Linked DNA regions of Homo sapiens: region 1 is linked to region 2. The links are chromatin contacts, found by Hi-C in ENCODE. All regions are on one chromosome and are shown on one strand. The core of a region is the stretch at or near the end of the contact, and the rest is flanking DNA. Distances in the headings are between cores, read along the strand shown.

Evidence for each region. Hi-C counts contacts between places; a loop is a spot of excess contacts on that map. Pooled maps may share reads with other maps.
Region 1: a loop to region 2 is called in a map with no recorded cell type, with 7 times the contacts of the local background. The contact joins the promoter of ASB2 here to the enhancer-like site in region 2. A Hi-C loop is called at or near these places in 3 of 37 single-sample maps with no recorded cell type and 4 of 50 pooled maps.

What each region holds. Positions count from the first base shown.
Region 1 is chr14:93,972,365-93,978,754 of GRCh38, forward strand. It overlaps ASB2 (ankyrin repeat and SOCS box containing 2), which reads right to left and starts at 4,206. Exons shown (of 10, transcript NM_001202429.2): 1 at 4,070-4,206. It overlaps LOC107984663 (a long non-coding RNA gene), which reads right to left. Exons shown (of 4, transcript XR_001750861.2): 4 at 5,061-6,390. RefSeq lists an enhancer at 2,687-3,258.
Region 2 is chr14:89,428,010-89,433,911 of GRCh38, forward strand. It overlaps LOC107984635 (a long non-coding RNA gene), which reads left to right and starts at 345. Exons shown (of 2, transcript XR_001751025.2): 1 at 345-411; 2 at 1,329-3,063. It also overlaps a transcript of FOXN3 not described here. RefSeq lists enhancers at 495-1,694, 4,104-4,657. Within about 2 kb of position 3,586, at least 2 of the 41 ENCODE cell types and tissues checked have a DNase peak (open chromatin) inside an H3K27ac peak, as active enhancers do.

The sequences.
Region 1 (6,390 bases), core at 2,956-5,455, 4.5 Mb after region 2:
TTGTTCTCTTCCCTTCCCGGGTCCTGTTGTTTTAGAACCTAATCAATAAAAATTAAGCTGGTGCCTGTGGGTCCTTGTCCTGTCTCCATCCAGGCCACTTTCATAGGTTGCCTCATTTTACTTTTTCAGTACTAGGGAGAAGAGTGGTCTTCCCATGGCGCGGATGAGGAGACTAAGGCCTGGAATGTATGTGGTACAGAGGTTGAGACCACGTCAGCCTGCGCCGTCTTCATCAGGCCCTCTGACACAACATTAAGGGCATGGCAAGGAGTCAGTTGCTCCGTGACCCTAAACCTCATCCCTCTGGAGGCTTCATCTCTGCTCTGGCTAAGAAATGCTCTGACCTTGGTAAGGAAGGGGGGATGGAATCCCAGCCACCTTGCCCTTGACCCCTATGAGTGGCCAAGTCGTAGCCAGGGTGGGCCTTTGGCCATGGGGGCAGTGCTCTCAAGCCTCTGGCTGCCCTGGGGCCTGGTGTCTAGGGCCTCACAGCTGCTAGGAGTTTGAGCCTTTGCTCAGACCCACACCATCAGCTAAGGAAAGCACCCACAAAGGCCAAGCTTCCAGTTTACCCCCAGCCACCACCACCACCGGCTGCGTCATCTCAGACCTTTTGATGCTGATTTCAAGCTCCCGGCTTTCGGGTGCCAGGGCCTTGGGGCTTCCAAGGCTGGGCTGGGGCTGCTGGAGGTGACTCAAGAGGTGTGCTCAGGGCTGCAGGCCCCAGCTGACTCCACAAGACAGGGCTCTTCTCTTTGTATGGAGTAGGGGTGTGACTGCCCCTACATAACCCTGTAGGAGGTGACAACCAGGGATTTGAACCTGTCCAAAGCTGGCTCTGCTCCCACGCCAGCAGACACTCTGTGCCCATTGTATAGAGGAGGAGACTGAGGCTGCATCTGAAATGGAGCGCCTCTTGCTGATCCAAATCTTGGTGAATCTCTCCCGAAGAGTCTAAGACCCTAACGAAAAGTCTTGGTAATTTATTTACTTATTGATGTACATTGAGGATGCCACTCCAAAAAGAGAGCAAGAATGATGGTGAGAGGAAGAGAGGGAAGAAGGAAAAACACAGGAAAAACCTCCCTGTAGAAGGTTTTTTGAATGTGGAAAGTGCCCTGTTGCAATGATGAGCATCCATTCTGCACAGGACATGCCCACTACCTGCGGCAGTGCCCACACCACCAGCTAAGAAAAGCACCCACAAAAGTCAAGCTTCCAGTTTACTTCTTTGGGCCCCTGAGCTATTGAGTCTCCAGGCCCATGGGTGACCTTCGTCTCCACCTCCTGAGTGAAGGGCCCTTCTGCTGCCTCCTGGCCCTGCCAGAGGCTGGCCCCTCCCCGCATCTGTGTGGCTCAGACACTCACAGCTCAGGACACAGGATTCCAGGCCCCTGACCCATATTCTGCCCAGGCACTACCAATGCCAGGATCTGCCATCTGTGCCAGTGACCAAAGGTGGGGGTGACAGGGGTGGACGGGGCTGGTCAGTCCACCTCTGAGCCTCCCCAGCACCCCTGCCCTAGCACAGCCCGCCTAGCCCTGTTCTGTCCTTTGGGCAGACAAAGACGGCGGACCCTCACCTTGGTTCCTTAGTGGCAGAAGACACAGGGGGTTCTGGAGGCTTTAACTCCAGGCAGCAGAGCGGGAAGGCTCAGGCAGGGCAGGGGGAATCCTCCATAGCCCCTCCTCACCTGCAGGGCTGGCTGGAAATCTTTTAAGTTAGATCTCACCCAAATCGGCGAGGTTCTTTTTCCTTTTTTATCCTCTCTCCTCTGAGTTCCCCTGACCCCGCCTCCATTTAAATCTTTCTCTTCTCTTTTCTCTGCTTTCCTCTCTCCTTTTTTACTCCTCTATGTCCCATTCTTTTTAAAAAACAGATAGTTTAGGAATTTCAATTTACCTTTATTTCAGCACCACCTCCCCAAAAACATTCCTCCCAACCACAAAGCTCTTAATAACTTCATTTATATTCCTGGGCGTTAATTATTCCAAACAATGGTGCTAAGGAAAGAGAACCACAGACACAAGCCACTCCTGTGACAGCTGGCTCCTGTGGGCAGCCTGATCCTCTGCAGCGCAGAAATGGAAGGACACTGGGCAGGCCCAGAGATATTTTTGTGCCTCCTTTGGGAAGGCTCTTTGGATCTAGCCTGTCCACAATATACGGGCACCTTATGATGCCTTGAGTGTGCCAGAGACATTTCCCCTGGGTGCACGATGGTCCTGTTTACCACTGCCACAGTACCTTGAGAGGCCACAGGACGCTGTGGCTTTGAATGTGGACCTTGCAGACCAAAAGGTCAGATTCCTGACTCCAACACTTGCAGCCGTCCAGCCTTAAGCAAGACTTTTAAGCTCTCATAACCTGTTTCCAGACCTGAAAATGGGAGTAACGATCACCTGTAACTCATGGTAGCCTTGACCGAAGTCAGTGAGAGAAATCTGCACACAAGCTTGGGCCAGTGCTCAACAAAGGCTTGCTGGTATGGCCTGTGTTGTTGTTCACTGTGAGGTCACCGTGCGTGGGTTAGACAGTGTCCCCCACCCCCGCCACCACAAGGCACTCATGACCCGGCCTGTTTGTGCAAGAACAGATGATGCAAACCAGCATGGCACCCAGCGGAGCTGCTGCCAGCTTCTTGGGGACGCTGTGCAGCACATGGGCCTGCCACCAGCTGTCAGGACCCGTCCAACTGTTTTGGAAGTGCCTCGAGCATCTGCCACTGTCTGCCTCATGGTGCTTCTGCCCAGGCAGAGGTCAGGGCTGTGGCGGGGGTGCTGGCCCCAGCTGGCTCTGCCTGCGTCCCTCTGAGCCCCCTCAAGCCCTCGCCTCACGAAACAAGCTTATCTTCAGAAGAGCATTCCTGTCCTGTGCAGGGGCTCAGCTTCTGCCCTGCTTCAGGCCTTCCTCATTTACCTGCCCTCCCTAGGAGTCACCAGCCTCCTTGCCTCCTCATTCCAGTGCATACCCCTGGCTTCCCGAAGAGCCACCGAAGCCAAATCTCACATCCTCCAAGGGGAATGGGCCACTGAAATGAAAATGATTCTCCACCTAGAGGCACCAGAAACCAAGTCATGTTTCTGGGCCTCCACCTCTGGGGCCTGAGATGTGAACACACGGGTGGGAGTGTAGGTGCCTGGCTGTGTCCCTTCATATCCCAGATGCTCAATGCATGTGGCTATGTGCATGCCGTCCTCTGCTCAAAAACTCTCAGAAAGTGTTCCAACTTCTTGCTTGGCCTGGAAGGATGTGCCTCTCCCTCTGGCCTCCCCTTCTAGCCTCACCCCCATTTTTCACATGCAGAACCCTTTGCCAGAGCCACATTTCACTTTCCATCATCACCCCAGGTCCCTTGACTTCCCTGCCTTTGCCCAAGCTGCTCCTCCACCTGGAGGTCTCTGTTTCCACCCTGAGGCATCCCACCCATCCTTTCAAAGGCCATGGCCTCCTTAAATGTGTCATGCATATGCGTGTGCACACACATGCATGGTATTCTTGCATCCCTGCATTCCACAGCTTTGTTGGATCTCACATAAATAACATTCCTCCATTTCCTCTCCTAATCCCCAAACAGTTGAAAGCAGAGCACATGGCACCTTGGCTGCTATGGTCTCCCACAATACCGTGCATGCCTAGGCACTCTGCAACAGCTACATTAAATTAACTCCCACTCATGAAAACCTCTATCTGTGCGCCTGGCCTGAAAGCATTTCTGAAAGTCACTTGTCTGACACAGATACCGCCCAAGACCTACAGACCCAACAATAGCATCATTGATAAGTCCTTTTGCATTTCCATTTTTAGAAGTGCACAGCAGAGTGATATTCTGAGCCAGAGTCCTCCAGAAGAATGGGTAAGTACATGCAAATTGCTGAGTCTCTGTTCATTGCATCCAAAACGAAAGTCACCAGCGTGCTGTATAACTCAAGAAAATACGAGAGAGAGGGAAAAGCAACATCACAGTTTGACTACAAGCGGTTTCCAGTAAGTACTGCAGCCGAAAATCCCCACCAGCCAAAGAATCTTTTGCAAGATCTGTATAAGAAAGTTGAAAGCATGCATTACCTGTTAGGCTCTGAAACAAGGGTACAATTCAGGGGTAATACAAAGGATTTTCTTGAAAGTGTCTTAATTCAGAACATGCTCCCCGAGTTTTCCTTCTGCCCTGGCCCCAAGCTTCTGGCTGCTCTGCCAGGCAGTTCTGAAACGCTGTCCTTTGAAGCAGGGAGTTTATTTTGGGGCCACCGCATGACCAACGTTGACAAGCCAAACTATAAGATGTTATACATCTCAGATTTCCTGTTTGGAGGTTGCACTGAGGAAGCTGCAATCCTGCCTTCCGTTCCTCCGGGTGCATCGAATACAGACTCTCACTTCAGAGAGGATCCCGGAGCTTTGGCCCTCACGTGATGTCATCATTTGTGATCCTTGACATGGAGGCCATATATGGGTATGTTTCTGGAACTACCCAGGGGAGAGCCAGACAGGAGAGAGATGCAGTGGGTCAGAGACAGAGGCAGGGAACGAGGACGAGGAGACGCATAGTTGGGAGACAAAGAGTGAGGAGCAAGGGAGGAGGAAGAAAGGGGAAGAGGAGAAGTAAAGGCAACAAAGGAGGGAAGGCAAGACAGCAGGAAGGAAGAGGATGGAGTGAAAGAGAAGGGAAGAAGGGGAGAGAGGAGATGAAGGAGTTGACGTAAAAGGGCTTTGGAGAAATCAAGGTTTGGTGCTGAGCTTGTGGCAGCATTTGGGGATAGCAGGTGTCTGGCTGCTGGATACTGTGGGGTGGGGCTGGGGATACAAAGGGCCAGGGTACAAATGAGCCAACAAACAAACACAGAGGCATGCGGGCAAGCCCTGGGCAGAGATATACAACAGAAGAGAGCCCTTCCTCCTGGTCTAGGGAAGAACGTCCCATTTCTGGAATAGGTCAAATGTCAAAGACAACACATACACAGCCACATGCACTGAGCATCCGGGATGTGACAGGACATGGCCAGGCACCTACTCTCCCACCCGTGTGTTCACATCTCATGCCTCAGAGTTAGGGGTCCAGAAACATGACTTGGTCTGTTCCTCTAAGGGGAGAATCATTTTTGTTTCAGTGGCCCATTCCCCTTGGAGGATGTGGATTTATGATGGCCACAGCATGATTTCTCACTGATTCAAACTCAGGAAACCTCAGGATGCCTTTACACGCACTTCGAATATTCCACAAGGAAATACATCTCAGTATACAAGGTGCCACGGGGTTGAGTCAAGGTTCTGGAGGTCTGACTGGTGCTAAAGATGGGAAGGACACCAGTGGTCCCCAGGCAGTCCCCCAGCTTCCCTGGTACCTGCCAAATTGCTCATCACCCCAGCTGGGTCAGTCTTCCCAGGCCACTGTGGCTGGGTGGCCCTCAAAGTTAGCTCAAGTTCAGCCCCTTCCAGACCCATGTGCTATGGAGGGAGTGTAGGAGAAGGGCAGAGAAGGGGCTGTCAGATTCTTTTTACTTTTTGGAGACTCTGCTACCCAGTAGGATGTTCCCCGAGAGACGTCTCTGTGGGACGGCTCCCCGAGGCCGGGCTGCTTTCCTGGGCTCCTTGCTGGAGGCAAAACACAGGTTCCTCTACTTCCTGCCCACCACCTGCCCCTTCCCAATCTGACCTGGAAGGTGGGCTGTGGCCAGGCCAGGCCCCTCCTAGGTTGCCCTCTGCCTCATGGGCATGCACACATGCACACACACACACACACATACACACCCCAAACTCCATCCAAGATGTGTCTATTCCTTCCCTCCCCTTGAATATGGGGTGGCCTAGTGATGGACTTAACAATAGAATGCAGTGGAAATGATGTCCTGAGACTTCCAAGGCTAGGTCATGAGATGCTTTGTAGCTGCCATGTTGTGAGGAAGTCCAAGCAAGCAACACCCAGGGCCCCCAGAGCATCTAGCACCAGGCAGAGGGGTGAAGACACCCTCTCGGAGGTGGATCCTTCACCTGCAGCTGCCACAGCTAATGCCACGTGGAGCAGAGACAAACCACCCACAACTTCCTGACCCATAAACCACAAGCTATGATAAAAGGATTGTTTCGTGCCACTGGGGATTGAGGTAGTTTGATATGTAGTAATAATCAACCCAGACACTCACCAAATATTCACTGCGGTCTCAGCTGCATGCTCCTCAGCTCTCGTGTGCTACCCGTGAACTTTTTTCTGACTTTCCACTTGTCTTTGTTTCCATTTAAAAGAAGAAAAACAGATTCAAACTAAATTTTTTTTTACCTCACTCTTTACAAAAGAATGTAGTCCCAAGTCATTTCCCAGTTCTTGGGTTTATCAGACCAGAAGCTCCTTTTGGCTGAGATTCTGTCTTACAGGGGAATTGTGGTCCCTCTAA
Region 2 (5,902 bases), core at 2,336-4,835:
GGGTTTCGGTGGCTAAGTCTGCCAAAGTCTTATCCACGCCAAGAAATAACTTCTCTCGTTTTACTTTTTCAGAGGGGTGTGAAAGAAAACAATTGATTCTTCTCTCTACGAGAGTCTTTTTAAAACAAAGTAAGAGCTCTGAATTTGATGAACTCTCTGAGAAACAGAATATAGATTAAATGATTACTAACATATTTCCCTGCAGCACAAAGTTCTTTTTTGGAGATTAGCAATTTATTCCATTTATTACAACAGCCAAACCTGAAGTCTCTTTTCATTGGCTAGTCAAGTTCACCAACCCTTTCTGTTTTGAAATCCTCACTCCTTCCCAAAATAGTGTATCTTGTGCCTTTAATATTGAGGTTGAGGTGCAGGCAAAAGGTGTCCAGAAATTGTGAGACGTGACTGCATGTGAGTACTCAATCTTAAAAGGGTCGGGGCTGGAAAGGAAGCAAGCAGGTGAATTGCTAGCTCTTTCTGTGGGTATGTTCAACAGCACCTCACTTCTCTGCACTCAAAGACGTGATTCTGACTGGTTTCAAAGATTTGGCCCCCAAACAACCAGGCGTCCTTTTTAAGTTGGCATTGCTTCCAGAGAGGAATCCTGAACATGTTTCCTCTATGCCTCACACAGCGCCAGGCCAGCTGTCTAACAATATGGGTCCCGGAGGGGGTGCTGCCCACGTTGGTGACGGCAGCCATGAGTGCCTGTTGCTCGCAGCAGACGTCAGAGAGACCTCAGCGCAGGGGTCCAAGCACCTGGCCAAGGCACCCTGCGCAGGCCTCCACGCCCCACGAGTGCCTGCAGAGGCTACCTGAGGACCAAGGTGGGCATGCCACGGTGTCCTGGACTTCTGGATGGAGGCCAGTCCCAGGGAGTGAATGGCAGAGCTCTCCGGAGGCTGCCCAGGCCAGGTTCAATGGGAGGGATGAACTTCATGACATCCGTTCCAAAGAAATCCCACCTGCTACTGGCATGCCTAGGCTTGTCTTCCCCACATACCAGCCTCCCAGGCATGTCTCCAAGGGCTCAGTGAGGAGGCAGCTGCAACAGTTCGCTTTCTCTTAATGATTTGGAGTTGGGAGGCACAGAGATGGGGAAGAGGTAATGACCATTCCCAGTGATCCTGGACCTCCGTGTTGGCTGCGACCTTGAAAAGTCATGCTGTCAACCCCTTTGTAGAAAAAATGCAGTTTTCTTTGTCCGTGGAAATCTGGCCTCGCAGATTTATTTGCTGTAGCAAGTTTCTTTACCCTCATCACACTGATACTCAGAATTGAAACAGTTCAAACCTACCCTGAAACATCCTTCTCCCTCCAAATTCCAGTGACATCCTCGGTCTAAAACGCCTGGCACCATGTGGGAGCCTGGCTCCGCTGCCTCTCAACGCACTGGCTTGCTTTTTGCTTTTGAGTAGCTTGAATATCAAACCAAGCACAAAGGGAATCATACCCAGGAGTTGCTGGAAAAAGCTCATTTCATCCACCTCATTCCCCCATTCTCTCTGGCAGACACAACTGATTTTTTTTTTTTTGAAGCCTGAAAAACTTCTCATTTAAACTTGGGGTGCAAAAGGCATGTGAAGTGGGAGAGTTGCTGCCTGGACCAGCGAAGGGTTAGCCAGGGAAGGATTCAACGAAATACAAAAGCCAACACAGACCTGAAGGGGAACAGGCGGCCCCAGCAACAACTGCCAAACTGTCATTTTGCTCCGCGGCTGAACAGAAGGCTCGAGTAATGACAACCACAAAACTCATTTAAAGTCTGAAAAGGTGACTAATGAGCTCATTCATGCTGGCTATAAATTATTCACTACAACACTGATCCCACTCAAGACAAACAGTAAAGTAAACTTTAAACACAGACATCGCTGGCCTTCCAAAGTGGAACAAGTTATGCCTGTAAAAGTTTTCACAATGAGAGAGATACTTGTCTCCCCCTTGTCTATTGTCACATTCGTTCTTCTGTTTACTTTTTTTTACTGCCTTTAATCAAGTTTAAGCAGACACAGCTGTTACACATTTATTTCTCTGAGTTTTTTTCCATTAGTTATTACAAGCAATCATGATGCTCTAAAAATAGCAGCAAATTATATTCTCTAGAAATTGAAGGCTGACCTTAAAATGAAGCCCAGGTCTTCAGAAAGAATATTCATATGCACATGTTGGATAAATGACAACAATGCACAAAGGCAAAATAAAAGTACAAAGCTTTTTCCACTCTTTGAGAGGTTTTTGATTTGCTTCCAAATTTCCTTTGGTTCTGGTGGAAACAGGTTGCTTCAAAACCTTACCATACAGAACCTGCTTCCAGTGGTCATGATTCCAGTTTGAAGGATTTTCCTTCAAACTTACAATCTTAAGGCAATCAAAGAAGAAATGTTTCATTTAGGCTTTTTCAGCACAGATAAACACAGCAGCAGGTTGCTGAAAACCCACCACATTGCTGCAGACTACTTTCGGTTTCCTGTTTAATATTAAATAAAGAATTTTAGCTCTTCTGTTTTTATAAACTGTGCTATTTGCTACTACTGTCACTACTAAAAGCATTATGACTGGGTGGATAAGTAGTCCTATGATTTTCAAGCCTTCTTTTTTCTTTAATCTTAGTATCTATTTTGAAGACATCGCGAGAGTTAAGAGTCTCAAATCTGTTTAATTGATTTTTTTATTTTTAAAAGGCCCAAATAAGTACTTCCGTTAGCTCTTAGATCTCTGAACATTATGTATTTTTAAACCACTTTGAATACTTTGAAAAGGGCCACAGAAAACACTCATATTCAAATACCACCAGACGGAGGTTCTGCCTAACCAAAAGTAAAAGCAGAAAAGTTTAAAGCTGAATTGTGCCCTGCACACACCTTGAGATTGTAGGGGTGAAATGAATGGTCTTGGGCCGGGGATCTTGCTAAAGGCATGATAAATCATGCGTTGCAGGCAAATTAAGACCCAGGCTCTAACTTGAACCTCAGACTGTGCCAAACTCCATCTCCATTTAAGGAAAATGGTTTTCTCAGTTTCTTGCACATGACCTAAAGGCTTGTCCAGTCATTTCCGTTGTCTGAAATGCAAAGCAATCTTTCTTTTTTAAGTAGAGAAAGAAGAGTCCTGAAATATTTATAGGAAAGTGCTTCACTACCTACTGACAGCAATGTGGTTGGTCTCTACGTGTTTAGCACATTTTTTTTTGTTTGCTTGTTTCTTTGAGACAGAGTCTCTCTCTCTCTCCCAGGCTGGATGGAGTGCAGTGTTGTGATTTCAGCTCACTGCAACTTCTTCAGCTTCACTTGAACCGGGTTCAAGTGATTCTCCTGCCTTAGCCTCCCAAGTAACTGGGATGACAGGCGCCCACCACCACACCCGGCTAATTTTTGTATTTTTGGTAGAGACAGGGTTTCACCATGTTGGCCAGGCCGGTCTTGAACTCCTGACCTCAGGTGATCCACCCGCCTCGGCCTCCCAAAGTGCTGGGATTACAGGCATGGGCCACTGCGCCTGGCCAGCATGTTTTTTATCCATGTTTCTGTAGCTAGTCAAAAGCCATTCTTTTGACCCTCTGTGCAAGAGTTCTTGCAGCTGTTTGTTTTTGTTTTTTTATTTTGTTTCGATATGTTTTATTTTTTTAGAGCAGTTTAAGGTTCACAGCAAACTTGAGTGGGAGGTACAGAGATTTCTCATTATCCACTGCCCCAACACAAGCATAGTGCTGTGGTTGTTGTTTTGAGAAAGAATTTCACTCCTGTTGCCCAGGCTGGAGTGCAATGGCACAATCTTGGCTCACTGCAACCTCCACCTCCTGGGTTCAAGCAATTCTCCTGCCTCAGCCTCCCGAGTAGCTTGGATTACAGGCGCCCGCCACCACGTCCAGCTAATTTTTGTATTTTTAGTACAGACGGGGTTTCACCATGTTGGTCAGGCTGGTCTCAAACTCCTGACCTCAGGTGATCCGCCTGCCTCGGCCTCCCAAAGTGCTGGGATTACAGGCGTGAGCCACCACGCCCGGCTGTGTTGTTGCTTTTTTATAATCAAACAATATGTGATGTAAAAACCCAATTCCAACCAAAGAAATAGGAAAATCATAAAGAACATCGCATTGCAGTCTCTGCTGCTCCACAACTCGCCACTAACTGGATCCCTGTCACCTCTCTGTGGAAGGGTATAAAGGAAATATTGGTTTGAAACTAAGCCAAATGTCCCATCTTTTCCTAGCAATGTGTCTTGCAGGCAGACTCCACCTCTCCATTTATGGGTGGGAGACCTGGAATGTCCAGTGACGGCCCTAACACCACCCTGCTCCTAATTTTCCTAGGAAGGACCAAAGGTGATGTCAATTTTGCCTTGAGGACATTCAAGGCGCTTGAACAACAGGAGTCAAAACAATGAACACCAAGTACCCAATGACTGCGATCCAAAGGATTATAAAACATGCATAACAACAAAAGCTTCCTGCAGGCCAGGCACCGTGCCAAGAGCTTTACCTGCATTATTTATTCCATCTTTCCACCACCCTTACAGGATAGGTGCTGTCATCCTCATTTACAGATGAGGACACCAAGGCTTCAAGAAGCTCACTCATTTGCCAGAAGTGAAATGCAAACTTAAAGATCCCCATGTCCCTCTGGCCTGCACAGCCCCACCGCCTTGACCACTGCTCTCACCTGTCTATTGCTATTCTCCAAGATCTCATTTCCAAGATCACAGAATGTAACTTTCTGCTGGTCATCTCTACCTCTTAGGCTTCTTCTTCACAGTTTTGGGGTTTTTGGGAGGGAGTTTTTGTTTTGTTTTGTGGCATTGGTTTGGTTTGAGTTTTGCATAGCATTCTTCATTTTCTTTTTCTTTATTTAGAGATGGGGCAGAGGGGTCTCACTATATTGCCCAGGTCGGTCTCAAACTCCTGGGCTCAAGCGATTCTCCTGCCTTGACCTCCCAAACTCCTGGGATTACAGGCGTGAGCCAACGAGCACCTGGCCTGCATAGCATTTTTCAAGGGCTACTAATCATAGTCACCCTTTCTACCCTCACCATTACCTACAAATGCTCACATAGAAACAGACACATTTGGCTGGGCACAGTGGCTCACACCTGTAATCCTTTGGGAGGCCGAGGCGGGGTGAGTCACCTGAGGTCAGGAGTTTGAGACCAGCCTGGCCAACATGGCGAAACCCTGTCTCTACTAAAAATACAAAAATTGCTGGGCACGGTGGCTCACACCTGTAATCCCAGCACTTTGGGAGGCCAAGGTGGGCAGATCACAACGTCAGGAGTTCAAGACCAACCTGGCCAATCTGGTGAAACCCCATCTCTACTAAAAATACAAAAATTAGTTGGGCGTGGTGGTGCGGGCTTGTAGTCCCAGCTACTCGGTAGACTGAGGCAGAAGAATCGCTTGAACTCAGGAGGCTGAGGTTGCAGTTAGCCGAGATCGTGCCACTGCACTCCAGCCTGGGCGACTAAGCGAGACTCCATCTCAAACAAACAAACAAACAAATAAATACATAATACAAAAATTAGGCTGGGTGCGGTGGCTCACGCCTATAATCCGAGCACTTCAGGAGGTTAAGGCAGGCAGATCACGAGGTCAGGAGTTCGTGACCAGCCTGGCCAACACGATGAAACTCTGTCTCTACTAAAAATACAAAAAATTAGCCAGGCGTGGTGGCAGGCGCCTGTAATCCCAGCTATTCAGGAGGCTGAGGCAGTAGAATCGCTTGAATCCAGGAGGCAAGGTGGCGGAGGTTGCAGTGAGCTGAGATCACGCCACTTCACTCCAGCCTGGGTGAAAGAGCGAAACTCTGTCTCCAAAAAAAAAAAAAGAAAAGAAACAGACATATTCATTAAATGGACAAACGTCTAAAAATACTGAAATATCCAGGGCAATGGTCACACACCAGTACTGTGC